Linked DNA regions of Homo sapiens: region 1 is linked to region 2. The links are chromatin contacts, found by Hi-C or POLR2A ChIA-PET in ENCODE. All regions are on one chromosome and are shown on one strand. Each heading gives the region's core, a stretch centred on a gene start or an enhancer-like site at or near the end of the contact. The rest is flanking DNA. Distances are from core to core; before and after follow the strand shown.

Evidence for each region. A loop is a pair of places that touch in the nucleus more often than their neighbours do. ChIA-PET counts read pairs that join two places held with the same protein, here RNA polymerase II (POLR2A). Pooled maps may share reads with other maps.
Region 1: a pooled map shows a loop between it and region 2 (5-fold over the local background). The contact joins the enhancer-like site here to the promoter of ZNF484 in region 2. A Hi-C loop is called at or near these places in 2 of 37 single-sample maps with no recorded cell type and 9 of 50 pooled maps. POLR2A ChIA-PET finds 5 or more read pairs at or near these places in 1 of 52 experiments (activated B cell).

Annotation. Positions count from the first base shown.
Region 1 is chr9:92,712,086-92,718,818 of GRCh38, forward strand. BICD2 (BICD cargo adaptor 2) reads right to left here. Exons shown (of 7, transcript NM_001003800.2): 5 at 6,454-6,733; 6 at 5,712-5,863; 7 at 1-3,378. The coding sequence ends at 3,069. Among named protein-coding and RNA genes, the nearest start is that of IPPK, 45 kb to the left of the region's middle. RefSeq lists an enhancer at 5,178-5,557. Within about 2 kb of position 3,851, at least 7 of the 41 ENCODE cell types and tissues checked have a DNase peak (open chromatin) inside an H3K27ac peak, as active enhancers do.
Region 2 is chr9:92,872,552-92,879,781 of GRCh38, forward strand. ZNF484 (zinc finger protein 484) reads right to left here and starts at 5,487. Exons shown (of 5, transcript NM_031486.4): 1 at 5,339-5,487; 2 at 2,464-2,508. The coding sequence starts at 2,478. RefSeq lists enhancers at 5,242-5,777, 5,291-5,730.

The sequences.
Region 1 (6,733 bases), core at 2,601-5,100, 160 kb before region 2:
GCATGCCAACACAGCGTCGGCCCTCCTGATACCCTCAGCTCTTCACAAACGTGGCGTTCATACAGCTTGCTCAGCTTGTCCCAGAAGGTCCATTTGGTTCCCAAAGCACACTCAAGGTTTTGTGTTTGCTTTCATTTTCTAAGCCCCTGAATTTGCAAGTAAAGAATCACTGACTAACAGAATTTTGCACAATGACTGTTTTCTTTCCCTCAATGAAGATGCCCAGGTCTGGGTGTGAGGAGCACCTGCCTCACCTGCTGTCCACGCTGGCCTTCAGCATGCCCACTAGCTCTTCCCTGCTCGCTTTTGAGAATGATCTGTGCTGGGACACCTCCCTTAACTGATGAAGGCACTACTGGCAATGATTACTAACAAAAAGGTGTTGAAAGAGAACACCCTAAAAATCGACGACTGTAGAATTTTCTAAGTGTACCACAATTTGGCACAACAACCAGAGTAACAAAACAATTCCAATTTGGAATTTTATTGGTACAGTTGTATAAAATTCTGTTAATCAGTCATGCTTCACAACGTCCTAAAACCCAGAAAATTCTGGAATTTGTAGGTAATACTACTCATTCAATAATTTATCTTTTTTTTTCAAGTGCCTATTACTGTTTTAACCAGAGCAAAGGTCAAGTTTTCTTCTTGTTACATTGAACTATTCCTAAGAATAATAATAATACAATATGAAAAACCCCAGAATCTGAATACCCTGGATTTCTTAATGAACATGGCATTTAAAATCTGTAATTTCAAACATGAACCACAATGCCGTATGATCTAAAGGCTGCTGAACCACAGCGTGGATACACTTAGCTGAGCTCCTCGCTGGGTCAAAGCACTCATCTCCGAGTCTAAAGCTACACGCTATGGAGCACACAGCTCTGCCTCGTGCTGACACCAGACAAACACGGTGGGAGCTGAGGCGGACAGCTACAGGACCACGAGCATAGACCACGGCACCTGAGACCGTCTCTACGCGAGGAATTAAGGAAGCAAATATAATATCAAAATATCAAAAGTGCACAGGTTGATCGGATAAAAAAAGAACATGTGTAACAAGGAGCCCCCGTGGTGGGCGTTTCCAGTGGGCTCCTGGCGAGCCTGGCAGCCAGGGAAGAAGGGTCTTCGGCCCATACAGAGGCCTTTCCACGCAGCAGCTCGCAGCATGCTCAACATTAAAGCTTTTTTTCCTCCCATTAAAAACCTGGGGAATGCTATTTTGAAAAGAATTGCAGTGGCATATCCAAAAAGTTTCTAAGTGGGCTTTTAGGTTGCCCTTCCTTCCTCCTTGTGGGCCACGAGAGGGAAGGGGAAGGGGCTGCAGTGTGACAGGGCCGGGTGGCCAAGTCCTCCTGGCAGCTACTCTACAGCTGAAAACGGGAGAAAAGAGAGCGTTAGAAAGCGGTCATCTGTCGCTTCCTGTTTATCTGACAATTGAAGCTCTCCACGTGCTGGGAGGGCGCGAGCACGTTAGTTGGCAGAAGAGAAGACCTGCATGTGTTAGCAGGGGTCCCAGTGGCTTGGGTGTCTGCAAAGTCCCTTAGGAGTATGGAGAGAAGCTATGTGCCAGGCTTGCAAGGAGAGGGCAAAGCGCATGCAGGGTGGGCATGCCAGCAGCCATCCCACTGCGAGTCTTGCTGGGGCAGGGGGATCTGGGCCCAGGATGAACACGCAGGGGACATACATGGGCGTGTCCTGGAGTCTGGAGGGGACCGAAACATACTCGGCACCAAAGGGAAGAACGCGCAGGGCAGAGAGCTGTGGGAGGGGGCAACACGGTCTCTCACCAGGTAACTCGAATGCCTCTTCCGCATGAGAGACAAGGCAAGCAGCCTGCAGGAGAGAAGACTGCAGCCTCAGGTCCAGCTGGTCCCACAGGGTGATCGGGAAAAAAGTACTGAGAAAAGTTCTGCTCAGAATGTGGGAAGGCAGGTGTGGATGGAGCCTCTGGAAATGGGAGAACCCTACAGCTACCTTTCCTCTTTCTCTGTTGCCATCCCCCAGATTGCACTAAATAAAGAGACCTAAACATCTCCTACCTGTGAATCCTGACAAGTGGCCCTGGCCCTATGCAAAGCTTTCCCAGCACCGGGCTGGGCTCTGGATACACCTGTGGGTGTCCAACCCAGCCAAGCCCTTGGTGGCTCAGACTTCAGGCTAGGGTTTTCAAAGCCCCATGTCTTTGGGACTGAACCCCCTATGGAAGGCCGGATAATTGGCTGCTGGGGTCACCCCAAGTACAAAAGGACGGGCTCTGCACTAAGGACCAAGGTCTGGCCAGGCACTTGGAAAGCTTTTCTCATGAAAAATGAAAACCTGGGGCCTTGGGCCCTGCCAATCTGTCACCTCACAGGCCACTATACAAGCATCCTGATCTCAGAAATGAGAAACCGAGCTCTGGATTCCTGGGTTATGGTCAGCTGTGTCTGTGCCATGTGTGTCTGGCCAGCAGAATACAGGGGCTCAGGGCTGCTCTTCTCTGGGCTTGGGGAAGAAATTCTGCACTTCTTTCCTGAATATGATTTGCAGTCAGATACTGCATAAACTACAACGTACTCCTTTCCATGAAACTATGCCAAGTGCAAAGCCATCCTCTGAGGTCGTACCTATGCTGCAGGCTGGAACCTCCTAAAACTGCTTTCTAGTGCTGACATTAGACACATGCGAGGAACATGCAAGTCTCAACTCAGGTTCTGCCCCTTTTGGGTGCTGAGGGAGCAGGACCAGGACTCCTCCCTTGGGTTTCCCCACGGGTGCGCAGGGCTTAGAAGATGCTTTCATCACACATCTGCTGCAAGAATGTGCAGCTCTATCCCCACCTCTGACCCCCACCTAAGAGAGCAGCTGAGGACTGGGTGCTCCTGAGGGGGCTTTGAGGAGTGAGAAGCGACACAAAGCTCTCACAAGTGTCCTGCTGATGCAACGCCCCATGGCGCCTCGGCTAGACTCCTACCCTCTGTGCATTAGTCACGTTAAGATTGACCTAGCACCGCCGTCCCGCTGCTGCTGGGTTAGTTGAGGTGAAGCAGATGTTAGCTGCAGCGTGCGGCGCCCCACAGCCCCTAATCACAGTAAATGCTGTGCTTCTCGCTGCAGAACACCTGGTTGGCCAGCCCGGTGCCCTCGGCCCTGTCGCTGGCACAGGCACAGGTGTGACTTACGCTCGGTGTGGCTGGCTTGGTCTTCGGGGCGGCTTTGGCACGGCCACGCCGGGTCTGCTCATGGTCCAGCTCGAGCAGCTCCAGCCGCTGGGTCAGCGCCAGCTTCTGCTGGATGGCCATGCGCAGCAGCGAGTTCAGCGTCTTCTTCTCGTCCTCAGCAGCCGCCAGCTGCCGCTGCATCTCATCCAGCTGTGTAATGTACTCGTCACACCTGTGGGTACCAAAAACATGACTGAGGGGCGGGCAGAGCCGAGCAGAGGAGGGCAGGGCAGGGCAGGGCTAAGCTGCACGGCCCTCTGACAGCCCTATACCAGAGCCATCCTTCAATGTGGCCTCTGGACTGGAGGGTGTGGCTGGGGAAGAATTATTCTGGCTTATTTTAGCACAGGCTTTGCTTGGACAAATCCCTGATAAGGGTGAGAGGGAGGCTTGGGCCCAGGCAGGGCAGCCCTATGAGGCTGGCTTGAGTTTTGTGGTTTTGTGGGGGAGGGGCTGCTTTGCTCTTTCAGCTGCATGTAGTGCTTACAAACAGGCTATGCCCCTCAGCGACTGGGCTTCTTCTAGGAGGCGCTCTCCCCGCTTAAAGGCCTCGAGGTGGCCTGGGGCATCAAGACATGGAGAAGCCATGGCTTCTAGGGTGTGGATGTAAATCTAAGCAGGACTGGGCTTGTTCCCAAGGTCGATGCTTCGTCAGTCTGTGCTGAGCACTGACCAGAGCCAAGGAACCACGTGTGTGGACGCCATCAACAGCTTCATCCTGAAACCCGGGTGCGGAGCTGTGGGAGGGTGTGGTCTGTCCCTGGATGCCCTTCTTCCACATGTCCCATATGGGTGGGGCTTGGTAGAGACAAAGGGCGGGTTAAATCCCAGGGCTCCCAGGGCGGTGAGGCTGTGCAGGCACTGAGCACAGCCCCACCCTGCCCACACGCACCCTACTCTGCCTGTCCCCACCTGCCAGGAGCCGGCCCTTGGATAGCACCCTCTCCAAGGACTCTGCTGCCCACCCTTTTGAGGGCACACAGAGCTGTGATCCCTGCAGATTCAAAATCTTGGCTCCATCTGAAAAGTTTTTAAATAAAACAAATTTTAAAAGGTAGGGTTTACATGCCAGATACTGAGAAACTGTGGGATTTTTTCCCCAAGCCCCAGGAAGACAGGACGCTTCCAGAGAAATCCTGGGACTCTTCCTTGTCTGTACCCTGCTCTGGCACGTCCTGCAGGGATACTGAGAAACTGGGAGTGCACGGCACCAGGCTTGAGAGAAGCAGGCCCTATGTGCATGCAGTTCCCACCCTGTCCAGCTCAGATCCTCAGCTTGCTCACCCATAAAAAGGAAACATCTAGGTTATCTGCTGGGCCCATGGTGGGCCTGGCTGTCCCCCATGCAGGGCTGACCCCATGGTGCTATCCCAACATGACCCAGCAGGTGGCGCTACCCATCTTTGGAAAGTGAAAGACAGCGGTACCTGTCAGGGGGCACCTGGGAAGATGCTGAAACCAGGACCTGCCCCACAGAGGCCTGTGAACACTTAGGGAGCCTCGATTCCCAGCCTTGGGGTCTGAGTCCCAGCCAGGGAGGGGTGTGCACCCACCAGGGGCAGCCCACCTCAGAGCCCATTACTAAGAGCCCTCCACAGAGGAAGAAAGAAAGCTGGTCTCCTCCAAGCCCCGGCCCTCTCCTCACCCTCCCCAGATTGGCAAAGTAGAGGATGGGAGGTGAGTACCCAGCGGTCACAATGACGCAGAGGTACAGGGCTATGCACAGAGGTGGGACCCGAACTGTGGACCCCAGCAGTGACCTGCTCCAGCCAGGAGGATAATCTTCCTTCTGAATCTACAAACATAAATACACACTTGTGCCATATGGCCAAGTTCTTGGGGGCAAATACCTCATGAGAGGAAAGGCCAGGACTCCTCTGTCACCTGTTGGCCCCAAGTTAAGTCCCTGTAAATGTTGGATTCAAGGGGTGGGAGCCCAAGCATCCCCTGAAGCTATGCAACTCTGGCCCATCCACTCCAGGATCTGCTCTCCTCAGCCCTTCTGCCCTCAGTCTCCATATATGCAAAGCAGAGACAAGCCTGGGCCTGCTGCGGTTTCATTCACAGCAAAATGGAACCGGCGCCACAGAACCAGGCTCCTGGGGGCTGGGCTAGGTGCAAAAGGAACATTAAAAGGATCACACACGCTCTGCTATCCCCGGCCACATGTGGGCACCTGCCAGGCATGCCCTATGCTCCAGCAACTGCTTGCGTGACCTCGGAGGAAGCTGAGGTGCAGCAGCTAGGGGCCCCCAACCCCATGTGGCCCCCATATCGCCTCACCCTTTCTTGTCACCAACTTGAGCACCAGTGTGCCAGAGATGTGCCAGGGGCCATGCTTCCCCAACCTCGTACCATGCTGGCCCTGATGGAGCTGGGCACAGCCACTGACTAGTCAGGGCTGCAGGCCTCAGCATGAGGCAGTGAGAGGCTAAGGGTTCCAGAGGCAAGTGCTGAGGACAGCTGGCCTTGTGGAAGGGGAGGGCCCGACAGCAGCACGGTTACCTGGTGGCAAACATAGCACGCAGCGAGGAGAAGGTGGCTGCGTCCTCCTTGAGGGCCTTGAGCTCATTGCGCAGCTTCATCATGGTCTCGGTAACCATGGCCTTCTCATTCTCATACTTGCTCTTCAGGTTGGCAAGGGCCACCTCGGCCGTCTGGGGGACAGATGTGTAGGGTGGAAAAGTGAAAGGCGTGAAGTCAGCCTAGAGGTGCTCTGGGAGCAGGATCGGGAGCCCCGGTCTGAAGTGGTGGCAGTGCCTGGGAAGAAAGCTCCTGGGAGGCCCCTCCCTGTGACAAACCCTGGGGATGGACTCCAGCAGCTACGCCATGGGGAGTCCCACCTGCTGATTCTGACTGGCAGAGGAGGGACTGCCCCTAAACCTGCCAACAGGACCTCCACGAAGCCCCACAATTGCTCTCCACAGCTCAGACTATGGCTCTCACATGTTTTCCCTCCAGTATCAGGAAGCACTACGAGGCAGTCACAGTGAGTCAAGGGCAGCGGCATTTCTCACTGGCTGAGCAGCTCTGCTGAGGGGCCCTCACACCCACCTGCCTGCTCCACCCTCCCAGCTGGGGGCCCTGAGCAGGGGAGGGTAGGCAGTCGAGCTACTATGGGGCTGGCTCTGTCTGGTGGTGACGCAGGCCTGGGGGGGCCCCGTGGCAGGGGGAGGAAGGAGGCCAAGGGGGAAACACCCTTAGGCCAGTAGTAGGTGACATGTGCCCCTGCTGCCTGGCACCTCACCTGCTTGTTGGCCTTGAGCACAGTGCGCAGCGTGGTGATCTGCTCCCGCTTGGTGCTGAGCAGCGACTTCAGCTTGAGGATCTCCTCCATAAGCGCTTCCTTGTCCTTGTCCACGGCGGGGCCCAGCTCCTGAGAGGCAATGCGCTGGCGTGACAGCTCCGTGGTGCGGTCCACGGCTGCCTGCAGGTGCTTGATCTGGTCACGGATGATAGCGATCAGGTTGTAGATGTTCATGGGCTCCCGGCGTGGGTCACTCAGGGGTGATGGCAGTGAGGAGCCA
Region 2 (7,230 bases), core at 4,237-6,736:
AGACTACAAAAGAGTGGTCAGAGAGATACAATGTTGATGGCTTTGAAGTTGGAGGAAAGGGCTACAAATTGTGAAATGTGGGCACCCACTAGAAGCTAGAAAAGTCATAGAAAATAGAAACAGATTCTTTCTTACAGCCTGTAGAAAGGAATACTGCCCTCTTGACACCTTGGTTTTAGTTCAGTGAGACCCATGTTGGCCTTCTAAAATATAGAACTGTAAAAAAAAAAAAGTTATTTTTAAGCAACTAAATTTTTGAATTTATTTCAGCAGCAATAGAAAATTAACATGCAGTTTTAACTAATATCTCATCAGAAACTTTGGAGGCCAGAAGGAAGTAGCACATTTTTCAAGTGCTAAAAAAAAAAACAAAAGAACTATCAACTTAGAATTTTGGATCAGGCAAAAATATCCTTCAGGAGAATGTGGAAATCAAGACATTCTCAGTCCTCCAAAAATTCGTATGTTTAGGCTGTAACCCCTAATGTAACTGTATTTGGAGATAGGGCTTTTAAGAGGTAATTACGGTTAAACAAGGTAGGGGTCCTAATCTGATAAGACAGGTGGCCTTACAGAGAGAGATTCTCTCTCCATAGGCAGGCAGGCAGGCAGGCAGGCGGTCACTAGGGAATGGCCTGTGAGCACATAGTGAGAATCTGGTTTTCGTCTACAAGCCAAGAAGAGAACCCTCATCAGAACCTGACCATACTTGCACCCTGATCTCTCAGTTCCAGCCTCCCAGAACTGTGAGAAAATAAATTTTTGTTGTTTATTCCACCCAGTCTATGGTACTTTGTTATGGCAGCCTGAGCTGACTAAGACAACTACTAACAGCTCTGCACACATAAATTTGACAACTTAGATGAAAGGGACCAGTTCCTGAAAAACACACAAACTACCACAACCCTCTCAATATTAAATAGACAATGTGAATAGCCCTGTAACACTTAAAGAAACTGAGTTTGTAATCTTAAAACTTCCAAAAAAGAAATCTCTAGGCCCAGACAGTTTCTCTGGAGAATTCTACCAAATATTTGAAGAATTAACATAATTAACATAAATTCTACACAGTTTTTTCCAGAAAACAGAAGAGAAGGGCATACTTCCCAGTTTATTGTGTGAGGCTATGATTTCCCTGACACAAAAACTGGACAAAGTATAGAAAAAGAAAACACAAACTATACACAATCTCTGGCAGAATAATCAATACAAAGGAACACATTCCAACTTATTTTATGAGGTCAGGGTTATCGTGATACCTAAACCAGAAATAGTACCAAAAGAAAAAACAGAAAGAGAGACAGAAAGAAAAAAAAAAGCGATATCCTTCATAAATATGATACAAAAACCCTTAACAAAATATTAGCAAATACAAATAATTTAAAAAGTATATACCACAACCAAGTGGAGTTTATTCCATGGATGCAACGCTGGTTCAATATTAAAAAATCAATCAATGTAATCTACCATACCAACAGACTCAAGAAGTAAAATCACATGATCATGTCAATTGGTACAGAAATAGCATTTAACAAAATTCAACTCCCATTCACGATAAAACCTCAAGGTTGTTTCAGAAGGTGGTCCTTGGACAAGGAGCATTGATGTTCTGTGGAAATTTGTGAGAAATAAAAATTCTCATATCCCATCCCATAGCTACTAAATCAGAATCTGAATTCAAATGCAAGTAAAGTGTCAGAAGCACTGTTCTATAAGACAGCAACAGAAAAACTGTTAGTGCACGTTCTTTCTTTCTTTCTTTTTTTTTTTTTTTTTTGAGACAGAGTTTCGCTCTTGTTGCCCAGGCTGGAGTGCAAAGGCGCAATCTCGGCTTACTGCAACCTCTGCCTCCTGGGTTAAAGCAATTCTCCTGCCTCAGCCTCCTGGGTAGCTGGGATTACAGGCGCCCGCCACCACACCTGGCTAATTTTTGTATTTTTAGTGCAGACGGGGTTTCACCTTGTTGGCCAGGTTGGTCTGGAACTCCTGATCTCATGTGATCCACCTGCCTCGACCTCCCAAAGTGCTGGGACTACAGGTGTGAGCCACCGCGCCTGGCCTGTTAGTGCACTTTCAGTAGGGTTGTTGTTGAAGACTGCTCTGTCATTAACCATCTGAAGATCTATCAAAAAATTCCTCAAACATCAAGAACCATGACATCTTTACTACAGATGAAATAAATTACTTGTTAATTTTATTAATATAAACCATGTATCCAATTTCCATTATTGCTATGTCTTTCAGGAAGATCAGAGACAATTTAACAGTTCAAAGTTCATGACTGTGTAAGACCATATATTCTAAACTTGACTTGGGGCTGACAGTCTCTTCTTCATTTTATCTGATCTTAGTTTTTATTTATTTAGTCTTGTCATCTTACTATAGGGATTGTTAGATGTCTCCTAAAATCCACTAAAAGTAAAAGAAAGCAACAAATAAACAGATGAACAAATAAGAACTCACCAGGGACTTGGTCATTTTTGGCTCTTCGGACAAAGGGGCAGAAATCTGAGAAAACAGATGGGTAGAGGTACCCATGAGAGAAGGAACTGTGCCAATGTCACACATGGACACATACATCATTTAGTGCCCTTGCACCTTACTCAAAAATTTATTTCTGGAACTACCACATTAAAATATCATCCCATCCCATATTGTACAAAGATTTAAGTGCAAAAGTTTTACCATAACATGGTTAATAAAAAAGAAAGATTAGAAATGTTTAGATATTCAATAATTGTGGATTGCTTAAATACTTTATAAAATATCCAAAGGATATACTGTTCTATTACGTTATTATACTATCTGATTTCACAGGCCCTTCAAGTTATCATCAACCCTGGTACCTAACTCCTCACTACCACTCTTCAATCTGCTCTAAGTGTCAATTGGTGCCCAGAGACTACTCCCAGAAGCCATTACTGAAACCTCAGATTCACTGATTTCCATGCCTTGCTGCCCCTGAGCCAGGCCTGCATCACTCATCCTACAATACCTGATCACAGAGTCTTCAATTCCTCTACCCTAATGGTCCTGGCTCTCTACCAATCAATCCCACATCCCCATGACTGGCCTCTATGCCTGTATGACTACCGATCATGCATCTCCATCAGCCATCCCAAGAGTCCCAATCCTAGGCACACCTGTTTCTGCACTGGGGCCTTAGCACACATACACATCTCCCACCACTGACACAACTAGGCTATAAGCTCCTCCACATACACAAACAGGAACTCAATCAATGAACAAATCAGGGGAAATTCTTGCATGTATAGAATAAATTTATAAATAGAAAACACTTCTAAATCTAATTGTGAAAAACCAGACTATTTACAGAGGAAAAATGAAGGAAATAAGAAAACTCTTCATCTGCAGTACTGAAAGCTAAATGATGTCGGAAATAGCATCTAAAAGACCACTTCTCTGTCAGGGCCAGAGAGACATTTTCAGAAATAAAAGCACTTGCAGAGTATCTCTATCTTTGAGAGAAACACTGGAAGAAGTCCAAATAAATGTAAAATGAACCACACAATAAATCTTGAATAGGAAAATATTGTTTAGCAATAATTCTTGCAAAAGATATATAATTATAAAAAAGGACAATGTGACAATGTGATAAAGAGGCCACTAAAGAGAAAATTAATAATACCCTATGATAAAACATTCCTAATAATCTCAGGAAAAAAACAGAAAAAATGGGGTGCAGAATGGAAACAATGAGCAGAAATTTCATCAATCCAATGAAAATATTATGTAAAGAAAAGGCAGAAAATAAAAAGAGCTAAATAGTAAACATCAAATGGAAGGCATAAAATCAGATAAATCATTATCACACTAAACTGAGATGTAAAATTCTATCAACAGAGACTATAAATTGGATTTGAAAAAAGCAAAAGTATCTATTGTAAACAAATAGGTAATCTGACACAGAGACAAATAGGATACAAAATAAAGCTCTGGGCAAAGACATCATCCAAATGCAATGAAAGTAAAAACAAGGGTGGCAATGTGAGTATCAACGTGGAATTCGATGTTAAAAAGTGTTTTTCTTGGAATTCGATGTTAAAAAGTGTTTTTCTTTTTTCTTTTTGGTTGAAAAAAGGGATCCTATAATAATACCACTTAATACATGAAAAAGGATAAAAAATGCACTAACCATTAAGTGTATGTATGCCCATCCCTCAGATGCACAAATAAAATTAGCAAAAAAGCACATATAACTGCAAAATGAACTATTAAAAGTGATTTTTATTGTATCTCCTCCAGAATATGAAACAAGTAGATCAAAATTAGGAAAGATAAAGATTTGAAAAATACCAACAAGCAAGACTTAATTAAAGAGAATTTTGGTCCATACAACAAAATATAATTTTTCTTTTATATCTGTTGAACAAAGTTCATTGAGTAACTTGGCTTCAAGGAAAATCTTGATAAATTGTTAAAAGTTGAGACTTGATAGTCTGCATTTTCTGACAATACAATAAAATAAAAAACAGCTAAAACATACTTTAATAATTTGGGAATGAATAAACTCTCCTAAATAACTAAGATTCAAAGGGAAACATCAAAATGAACTTATGCATTTCATAAAGATGTACTTAAAGAAACTTTACAACCCTAAATGTATCCCGCATAAAACTTAAGAAAATAAGGGAAAGAACAACAAATTACATCAAAAAGTGGGAAAAAGAGAAAGTACCTAAAAAGAAAAAGAGAAAAAAATTAATATTAAAAGAGTAGGGAGTATTTTATTGGACATTTCAAAATGTCCAATGAAACAGATAAACCTTTCAGACGCTTGATTCTTTTTAAATAGAGAAAGAATGAATGATATATAAATATAATAACCGTAATGATAAAGGAGCTACTAGTCTGGATATGAAAGAGAACAAAATGGAAATGGAAACATGCAATTCTATGTAATATATTCTTTAAATCTTTAGCAAAATATATCATTATAATGAAACAGAAACGAAAATATAAACAGATCGGTACGTATAAAAGAGAGGAAACTAATTAAGATGTGCATCATTCACACTCCTCAGATCCCTCCTTAGTTCCCATAGTCATCCTCCCCCACAACCCCACAGTCCGCCCTCACTCCGCCCTCAGATCCACCACCAGACAGAGACCCCCAGTCCGTCCTCACTCCGCCTGCAGATCCACCACCAGAGACCCCTCAGTGCCCCCTCACTCCTCCCTCAGATCCACCATCAGAGATCGCTCCGACTTCCACTATTCCATCCACTGACCGACCCCATCACTGACCGGAAGGCTCAGGACAGACATCAGAGATTCTTCTTGCTCAGTCCACAGATGCTGCCATCCCTCTACTCACCTGCCCCTCACCCACGTCCTCTCAGGACAGTGGTCATTTGCCTCGGGAGGTGACTATAGTCGCAAGAACCAGAACAGGACCCACTTCCTTTTTCTCAATGCCTCCCAGGCCTAGAGGTACTTCTTACAGCGCTGCCTGGGTTTGCGCATGCTCAGCAGTCTTCATGGCCTGAAGGTTGCCAGTAATCAACATGGCGCTTTGCCAAACACGCTCCCGTTTCAGCGGCTTAGGCTGGGCGCCAGTATGGCGGCGCCCATGTAGACACTCTGGCCTGTGGGCGGCCATGTTGAGGTCATGTAGAGACTGAGAGGCTGAGGGTTGTCCAAAGGAAAGGAAGCAAGCAGAGGTGTGTCCCATCATACTAAGCCAGGACACAATCAAAGCCTATCACCTCAGGTTACAGTCTTTCTCCAATGCTTCTGTGGACACAACAACACTGTTAATCAACAGGAACTAATCAGCATTTATGTAACACCGCAAACGCAGCCGAATACACATTTTATTCGTGTCGATGGGACATTTAGCAAGATATGAAGTAACCTGGGTCATAAAACAAATCTCAGCAAATTTGAAACAACTGAAATCATACAGTTTGTTCTCTGAACACAATAGAATTAAACTAGAAATCAATAACAGGAAGATAAAAGGAAAATCTCCAAACACGTGAAAACACATGCTAAATAATCCATTGTTCAGAGAGAAAGTCTCAAATTTTTAAAATACATTGAAATGAATGAAAGTGAAAGTGAATGAATTTTTAAAATACATTGAAATGAATGACAGTGAAACACAACATATCAAAATTTGTGGGATGTGGCTAAATCAGTGGTGAGAGAAAAATGTATATACCACTAAGGGCTTACATTAGAAAAGAAAAAAATTTCAAAGCAATAACCAAGCTCCCTCACATACTAGAAAAAGAAGAGCAAAATAAACCGAAGGCAAGTGAAAGAAAGGAAATAATAAGGATAAGAAGATGACTCAATAAAATGTAAAAAGAAAAATAGAGAAAAACCGATTAAACAAAAGCTGGTTCTGTAAATGTTAATAAAATTGACAAATCTGTAGAGGAGACACAAAATATCAATATCCAGAATGAAACAGGAGATACCACTGTAGACCATGACGAAATCAAAAGAATAAAGAGAATACTACAAACAACTCTACAAACATAAATTTCACAACATAGATGAAATGCACTAATTCTTGAAAAAGCACAAATTCTCTCTTACATGAAATAGTTATGTTGAATAGCCCTAGAACTGAAGTCATAATTTGAAATATCTGAAAAAGAAATCTTAAGGCCTGGATAGCTAGATCAGAGAATTCTAACAAACATTTAAAGGTTAACACGAATTATATCCAGTCTCTTCCAGAATAAAAAAAGAATAGAAAGAAGACAATAGAAAGATATTCCAACTCATGAGGCCAGTGTTACTCTGATATCAGAGCTAAAGACAGAAGAAGAAGAAATCAGTATTCTTCATGAATATAGATGGAAAAATTCTCAACCAAATAATAGCAAAAATAATTCAACAATATATAAAAATAACTACAAACCATGAACAAGTGATATTTATTCCAGGAATAAAAAGCTGTTTTGGTATTCAAAAATCAATTTGTGTAACCCCCCACATTAGCAAGCTAAAGATAAGCATATTACATGATTATATCAATGCAGGAAAAGAATTTGAGAAAATTCAACACCCATTTATAATGAAAAAAAAACTTTCAGGAATTAGGAACAGAGGTAAACTTTCTAACTTTTAAGTTAGAAAAAAATCTACAGCTAATGTCAAACTAAAAGATGAAAAAGACTGAATGCTTTCCTGTTCAGTTTGGGAAGAAGGAAAATATGTCTGTGCTCATCATTTTTATTCTACACAGTTCTG